Linked DNA regions of Homo sapiens: region 2 is linked to region 1. A link is a contact called in ENCODE Hi-C or POLR2A ChIA-PET data. All regions are on one chromosome and are shown on one strand. The core of a region is the stretch at or near the end of the contact, and the rest is flanking DNA. Distances in the headings are between cores, read along the strand shown. Region 1 has its middle 150 kb from the start of LINC01482. Region 2 has its middle 140 kb from the start of ABCA8.

What was found. Hi-C counts contacts between places; a loop is a spot of excess contacts on that map. ChIA-PET counts read pairs that join two places held with the same protein, here RNA polymerase II (POLR2A). Pooled maps may share reads with other maps.
Region 2: a map of HepG2 shows a loop between it and region 1 (9-fold over the local background). The contact joins two enhancer-like sites. A Hi-C loop is called at or near these places in 5 of 168 maps with a recorded cell type or tissue (A673, Caco-2, GM23248 and 2 more) and 1 of 50 pooled maps. POLR2A ChIA-PET finds 5 or more read pairs at or near these places in 2 of 52 experiments (A673 and HepG2).

What each region holds. Positions count from the first base shown.
Region 1 is chr17:68,776,048-68,780,230 of GRCh38, forward strand. No RefSeq gene overlaps it. Among named protein-coding and RNA genes, the nearest start is that of LINC01482, 150 kb to the left of the region's middle. Within about 2 kb of position 1,489, at least 14 of the 41 ENCODE cell types and tissues checked have a DNase peak (open chromatin) inside an H3K27ac peak, as active enhancers do.
Region 2 is chr17:68,817,520-68,821,405 of GRCh38, forward strand. No RefSeq gene overlaps it. Among named protein-coding and RNA genes, the nearest start is that of ABCA8, 140 kb to the right of the region's middle. Within about 2 kb of position 2,117, at least 2 of the 41 ENCODE cell types and tissues checked have a DNase peak (open chromatin) inside an H3K27ac peak, as active enhancers do.

The sequences.
Region 1 (4,183 bases), core at 239-2,738:
ACTTTGGGAAGTGCTCTGTTACTTCAACCTGTGCGTTAAAACCAACTTCTCCTGTTAGACATCTAGTCCCCAAAAAGCCTACAAATTAAGGTTTTAATGAAAAAATGTGTTAAGTAATAGACAAAGTCCAAGGATCCACCTCATAACAAATCAGGTACATATTTAAGCCTATGTGTTTTCAGATCATGTTCCTTTAAAAACCGTCTGTATTGATGTGTTTCATAGAGAATAGCCAATTCACAAGACATTTCCCTGTTTTTTTGAAATGGTTAATAGTTTTTGAAAATATTTTTCTCAAAAAAATCTTAGGCATATTTGGAAGTGTGTGTTTTATGTCAGCTATCTATGTCTAGAATAGACCACCAGCATAGTGATATTTCAACCACCTGGAAGGCAAACTTTTGGATATTAGTTGTAAGTGTGTGTTATAAACCCAAGCTCTTTCAGATTAAAAAAATGCTGATGAATTTTGTTCTGGTGAAATACGCCAGCTCCAGGAAGAATAAAGTATGTTCAAGCATCCCTCTCTCCCCTGCTCTTGTTAAGAGAGGCACTGTTTAGAGAAGGAGGTTTCAGGGCCTGCCAGGGCCGCAGAGCTGAACTGAACCTGCTGATGAGACATACTTAGGTTTCATCATTGCTTTGATACTGTGGGGCTCAGAGTCTGGCATTCTCTGCCTCCTAAGGTTTTGATCTTCCATGAAGCTTCACTACTAGGTAGATATGGGGCTGTTTCCCTCCTGGGTAAACCTGCGTTCTTTCTTCTCTATTTCACCCTGGGAAGGCCTGGAATGGATGATTTAATCTAGGTTCTTTTGAAACTTTGTTAATTATGGGACTCTATAACCTGGGTTAGTCTTTCCTTGCCTCTTCTTTCCCACAGATATTGGCTTAGGTTAAGATGTGGGTTCTAGGGAAAACACATCAAGGAGATCATTCCATTTTCTGTTTTTTTTTTGTGCGTAAAGCAGAGGCACGAGAGGCATCCTGGTGTCTCATTCATAGAAAGAGTTCTGCATAGGGGTCTGGGCCCAAAACTCGGATGAGTTTTATAGATGAAGGGGTTTCTCTAGAGTGGCTCCTTTGCACGAATCCTGTATCAATCTTCAGTCATCATAAGTAGACAGGGATTTCAGATCCTGGATCTTTGTTCTCTCTTTCTTAATCTCTCTTTATTAGAGTTACAAAAGTAGCTGTGAGTGTTTCAGGCAACTGAACAACAACTGATTTACACATCTGCTAAGGTTGGCAGCTAAAAGCGTTTGAGAAAGTTCCCGATTTGATTTCCCACTCCAGAGGTTGAACCTACATCAGAGCACCATGAGTAATTGCTCTTTAGTACAAACATGTGCTTCTAAATACATAAGCAATGAGCTTTTGAAGCTGTCCCATGGTTTAATTTGAATTAGTTCAAGATGATACCTCCGGGGAGGCCCAGCAGGCAGACATTTCCTGCCCCACTTCCCTGGTGGGGCAGAATCACTGCTGGGAAGGCATGAAGGAAATCTGTCACTTTGGTTTCCAAATTTGGCCAGAAGGTGGCACAATCTGAAAACCCTTTTCTGCATCTCAGTGGAAACAAGGGCTCTGTGTTTTTCACATTCAGGTCAAAGATTCCAAGTAGAACTGGAAGAAGACCAAATATTGTAAAAGACTATAATTCATATCCTGAAGATTCTTGCAGTCCTTGGGGGCATTTCTTTGGGAGGGCTTGGGAAAAAAATAAACAAGCAAAAGAAATCTCATATGTACACTCTGAGAATTTTAGAGACGATTGGCCACGTTCTTTCAGAGAAAGGTACAAAAACAAAGCACTTTTATGTTGTTGTAAATAACAAGTTGGGATAGGGACTGGGAGAAGGACTTTTCATTTCCTTTCTGGAAACAAACAGCTTTATGATTGCAGCTCCATGACCTTTCTTGCTGTCCTGAGGGAATAGAAACTTCCTGACTTCTACAATTGGACTATTAGACACTTCTGATTTTCACGGAATTTAAGAATTGGAGATGATTTTTGAGGACATTTGGTCCAAACTTTACCCGGTGCAGAAGTTGATCTTGTTATCTCTCTGACTGATAAGAGAAACACCACCTATTTGCAAACCTCGGTGGGGTCAATAGTACATTCACCCGTCTTTCACTTCATCCTCATATCTGCATGGCGAGTTTGTTGTTTTCGTTGTGCTACTGACATCATTGCTAATAATGCTTATTGGGTACTTTCTTTATGAAATCCATTCATTAAAGGAATATTCATTTAATGATTATTTACCTGGGGCTTCATGTGCCAAACAATGAGTGAAACAGATTACATGCCTTATCTTATTGAATCCTACGACGAGCACCTGAGACAGGTGCTGTCTTTATCTCCCATTTGCAGCTGAGGAAGGTGGTGCTTAGAAAGATTAAGTAACAAAGGTTAAGGACAATGATTATTGTCTAAGGAAACACAGCTCAAAAGCAGTGGTAGTGGTAACAGGGGGCTTGTTTTGAGCCATGTTTGGCTGACCCAGAGTTCATACGCTGAACCACAGTGTTCTTGAGTCTACTGAAGTGTGTGTCGATGGCCTGGCAGGGATCCAATTCTCTCACCTGCCACCTGAGCATTTTTATTTGAATGTCATTAGACACATCTGTCTTTCAGGACACCAGGATCTATCCTGTGCTCTTCAGTTCCTCTGTCTGAGGTCTGTTCCTTCCTCCACATGACATCTCTTCAAATGTTTGAATGCTATGATCGTGTCTTAATGTTAATTCCCTTTTTTTTAGGCTAAACAGACTCAGCTTTCCAACTGCCCTCCTAAAAGACATGACTTTTTTTTGTTTTTGTTTGTTTGTTTGTTTGTTTGTTTTTTGGAGACAGGGTCTTGCTCTGTCACCCAGGCTACAGTTCACTGGCACAAACACAGCTCCCTGCAGCCTCGACCTCCTGGGCTCAAGCAATCCTCCCACCTCAGCCTCCCAAGTAGCTGAGACTATAGATGCGTACCACCATGCTTGGCTAATTTTTGTAATTAGGAAAGGCTCCTGGACCCGAATGCCCATGTCTCTGCATATTACCCTATTGTACACATTTGTTATTTCTTTTTCACAATGAGGAAACCAATGTTTTGGGTAACTTACCAGAGGTTACTAAGTATGGGGGTTCGCCGTGTTGCCCAGGCTGGTCTTGATCTCCTGGGCTCAAGCAATCCTTCCACCTTAGCCTCCCAAAGTGCTGGGATTATAAGCTTAAGCCACCATGCCCAACCCAAGACATGACTTTTGAGCCCTTAACCCCTTTGGGATACTGTTTGTTTATTTGTAGGTCTTGTTGTCCCTTCTGTGACTTTCTGAGACTTGCAATTACTCATTGGACATTTGCCTTCCCCGTTAGACTCCTGCTCTGTGAGGGTGGAGGCCAGGTCTTTTCTGTTTATCACAGACCTCCAGAGCCTTGCTTGGTTCCCAGCATGGTGCAGCTGTTTAATTGATGAAATAATGAATCTCCAAAATGGGATTAATTATAGCTTCTCTTCTTCTTTCATAGGATTGTTGTGTGAAACAAACAACACAATGCATGTAAAAGTACTCTGTCGTGCTAAAACATCATGCTGATGCCATTACCAAGAGATTCATTGCATATCAAAAGTCATATTGTTGATTAGCATGGAATGCAAAACTCTCCATCCATTCATTGATTCATTGGTTCATTATTTATTTAAAAGCTACTATGTGCTCACGTAATGTATTTTAAAGTCCTTTTTTCTCTAAGTTTCCCTGGTTTTCATCCCTCCTGTTGTGTGTAGATCCAGAGCCACAGACTCACTGCTTCATGCTTCTAGGTTCAGAGCCAAATTCTACCCATTAGCTGACAGAAAACATACTTTCTGCTTCTTGAGAATTTGCACATTGCCAGACCCTGAGTCTCCCTGCTCCTAAGCCACGGTCAGGGGTGCTATGTCAGTACCCCTGATGGGTAGAGTGTAACCTTACAATAAATGCTGCTCTTCATAGAGAGATGTCTACTAGTGCTCTTTAATACTTAGTCCCTCAACAGTGGGCAGTGTGGTCCAGGAATCTTTCCTTATCAGTGATGATCAATGATAATCACATTCAGTTATTTGATCATGTTCCTGCCTTAACTTTTACCCTGGAGGACAGAGACATGTAACTGGACCCATGGAATAGGCTCAGGGTCTTA
Region 2 (3,886 bases), core at 867-3,366, 42 kb after region 1:
GGTCTGGCTTCTGTACCCATAACTCCTCAAACAGCTCTTACGCATTCAACCTGTGGCCTCCAAGTGGTTTTGTCTGGTAAAACATTTTTAAAAATCATCCTTTGTGTCCTTGGAGTAGAAAGGAAGACTTCAGTATGTGTTTTGTCCGTCATTTTCATGGAAGTTTTTTCTGCATCTTTTTTTTTTTTTTTTTGCTGCATTCTATAATATATTTTGGGTAAGGGGCCTTCCTGTATTAGGTGGGTGACTCTACAGATCTTTGGACTATATAACTCCACTGTAACTTGTGTGTTCTTTCTTACATCATGAGGTCTCAGCTTAAGGGCAACCACTCTACACTCTGTGCAGGGGTCTTCTGGGCTCCTGAATACCCTCACTTTGCTGCCTGCCAATTACTCCCTGGTGTTCCTGCCACCCTCTGCTGCCGTGTCTTTCAGGAAGTCTATTGCGTGAGGCTGCAACTGGCTGTGAAATCTAGTGAATAATATCCTGAGACAGCTGAGCCCATTAAATAACTCTTAAAAATGTACTCCAGGTTTGTTCTGATAGTTAGCTGGCATTATCCCCCGGCCCATGTATTAGGGCACTCACCCACACTAAGTTCTGATCTTACATTTTCTCCCCTCCTCTCCACTCCACTCTGCTTAGTGAGAAATTCTTGACGAGATCTTGAGCCATCAGCTCAGTCCAAGAAAACTTCAATTTGCTAGCCTGAATCTCTGTTTCTAGCCCTTAATTTTTTACTTGAAGCCATTCTAAGATTTTAATAGGGTAACATGTTTCCTTAACTCATGGGGGATGAGGGGGGCCTCTCCGCATGTCTAAATTACCGAGAGTGATAAACATTTCAGTCCCTGTGATGCCATCTGCTTTCTGCTCTCCAGAAGTTGTTTCTAATTTGTTTTTTGGTACTCTCATTTTGTTTCCCGACAATGCTCCAGAAGTTTTCTTTGTTTTTATGTTTTTGGATTTCTGTATTATGGAGAGGGATGGGGTGCTAAAAAGTTTCTCACTTTGCCATCTTAAAACTGAAAAGCTACCTTCTCTGATGGGTTCTGTGAGTTGTATAAATGTATCATTTGAATCCAGTGGTTTGAGAAATATGATCTCATCCAAGCAGCCCAAACTCAAAGCCTGGTCCACTTTCTGCCCATACGACAGGGGCGAGTGACTGCAACACACACCCCAGCTGTCTCACATGTAGCATGGAAATTGATCATTGTTCAGAGTAAATGAAGTCCTATTTTCAAAGTCACTTAGCACACTGCCTGAGACATTGTGGGTGCAGGCTGGAAGGAGGTTTTACTGGACAATTTGAATACAGTCATGCAGTGGGGAAGTTCACCCATATCTTTTCTCCTATGCTGCTCAGAATGAAGAGGTTGGTGTCTCCACTTCCTAGAGTGTTTTGTGGGTCAAGGTTTGCTCCTATGGAGGGCTTCCAGTCCTGCCATTTGGTCCAGTCCATGTGTCTCTAAACCTGGGGAATCTTTATCAGGTCAAAGCTAGAATTTTCCTTTTTTTTTTTTTTTTCCTGGTACCAGGTAGCTGTCAGCAGCACAGGTTTACATGTTCCTAGTACCTTTTGTTATTTGGTACTCTCATCTTGTTTTCCAGCAGTGCTTCAGAGGTTTTCCCTGTTTTTCTATGTTTGCATTTCTGTATTATGAAAAAGGATAGAATGCTAAAAAAATTTCAATTTTTCTCAATTTCTAGTTCCAATAGAAATAAATTTACTTATTCCCCCAAATTTCCCATGCCAAGAGATTTAAAATTGAGTACCTTTCTTAAAAAGAGAAAAATGTCTAGGATGGATGGAGTATACTGGAAGGCCGAGGTGGATCAGCTAGGCCTGGACCTCACAGATGGTCCCATCTGAGCCACAGAAACTATGATTGGGACAGGTGTTTTTTTCCCAAGGAAAATCAGAAGGGTGAATGAATGCTTGGCAGGAAAAAACAACAGGCATCCATTACATGCACTATCTTCCTTTTCTGTTTGTGGTGGCCATCTGAAGTCAGGGGGAGCACTAGGGACCCTCATTAGCGTCTTTGAATGCCCTCCTTACAAGAACGTGATGCCAGTCCATGCCACGTGAAAGCTGAGGTCAAACGTTGTGGACAGATGTCCTGTGTGCACTGTCCTGGTGCAGCTGCCAAAATCCTTTGATTTATCCCAAGCCAACTGTCTAGTTATTTTCCTTACTGGCCATTCGCTACTCACTGGGGGGTTTCCCAGGGATGTTCCATCTATTTTCTTCTATTTACTTTCTGTGTTAAATCTCTTATTTTCCTCCATCTGACATAACTTACACAACATCATTACTGACTTATTAATGCCACTTTTCTGATTCTTAGTGCTAATGACTTTCTTCTTTTTATATTTTTTGGTCAATTCTATGGATTCTGAGAGAAAGCAAATTTAAATATGCAAAATTGAATTGCCATGTTATATTTAAACTCACACTTAAAACCTGTAATCATCTTCACTTTGTGTTCAGTATTTCTTCATACTCTGTTTTGCCATTTTATGCCATATGCTCTGATCAGCACACATATACTCAGATTGCTAAGTACCAGTCATGACTATTCTAATTTATTTGAACCAAGGGGCATTGAGAAAAGACCATGAATGATGCTCCCAAACCATCACGATCCTTGTAAGAATCCTTAAGGCAATAACTTTCAATGTGAAGTTGATTCTAACTTGCCTAGTTGTTCAATAAATATTAAATGGTAATGATTCCAAAGAAACCATGTTGTTGGTAATCTCATCCTATTTAATATTGTATCTCTGCAATCATGTATGAGTAAATTCTTCAAAAATCAAATTTAGTATTTTCATAATATTGCTGAAATTATAAACCACTGTGTTATTGTGTCTTTCCACTTAGTTTCATTTTTCAACAATAGCACACTAAAATGAAATATCATTCTGAAATAACTAAAAAAAGGTAGCAATAATTATTGTTTGTTCCTTTGGAAAAAATATTTTTAGAAGGTGAGATAACTTAGGTTTGAAGTTTTCCTCCGAATGTTTACAAGAGGGAACATGGGGTCCGAACTGTTGTAGACAATAGACAAATAGGTTTCTCGGCGGCCAGAATCTGATTACGGTGAAAACAGAACCTTACTGTGGGAACTGGAGAGAGCAGTGCCTCTTGAACTTAAGCAAGTGAGTGTATTTTAGCCCAAGATAAACAAAGTCATTGCAGGGTTTTGACCTGAAAATGAGGTTAGAGATAATACTATAATATTTCAGTTGTACAAATCAAGACATAAACATGTTCCATCCTCTGCAGTTGCATGAAGCAATATATGTGCTTGTTCAAACAACAGACCAACCTGCCTGGGTTGGAATCCCGGCTCTGCTTTTACAAACTGTGTATAATAGATAACATTGATACCTGCCTTGATCTCCTTTTCTGGGTCAGTGCACGCATCTCCAGCTGCAATGAATTTTGTTTGCTCTTGGCTCTTAGCCGCTCTCTTCCAATAATTGCCTTGGGCCAAATCGGAGCCATCTCATCATCCCCCATGATGGCAAGCGACCATTGACTAAGTGACATGCAGGGTACAAAGACCAGCACACGGGCCTTAAGTGACACCAACTCTGTGTCGCAATCCACTCTCCAGAGCTCCAGGCTGAATCTGTTCTCCATCCTAGACCATTCCTTGCTTAGTTTTTTCCTCCTTATCTGCCTTGCTTCCTTTACTCTCCTTCTCTGAGAGTGTTCCGTCAGTAAATCACTTTCATAAGAATCCTTACATTAGGAGCTGCTTCCAGGGCACCCAAACTAAGCCAGTTGGTTCTGCAATTGTTCCTAGGAAGTAGACACAGGCAGGATGGGATTCCAGAGGTTAATCACTTGTCTCTTCAAAGGCAA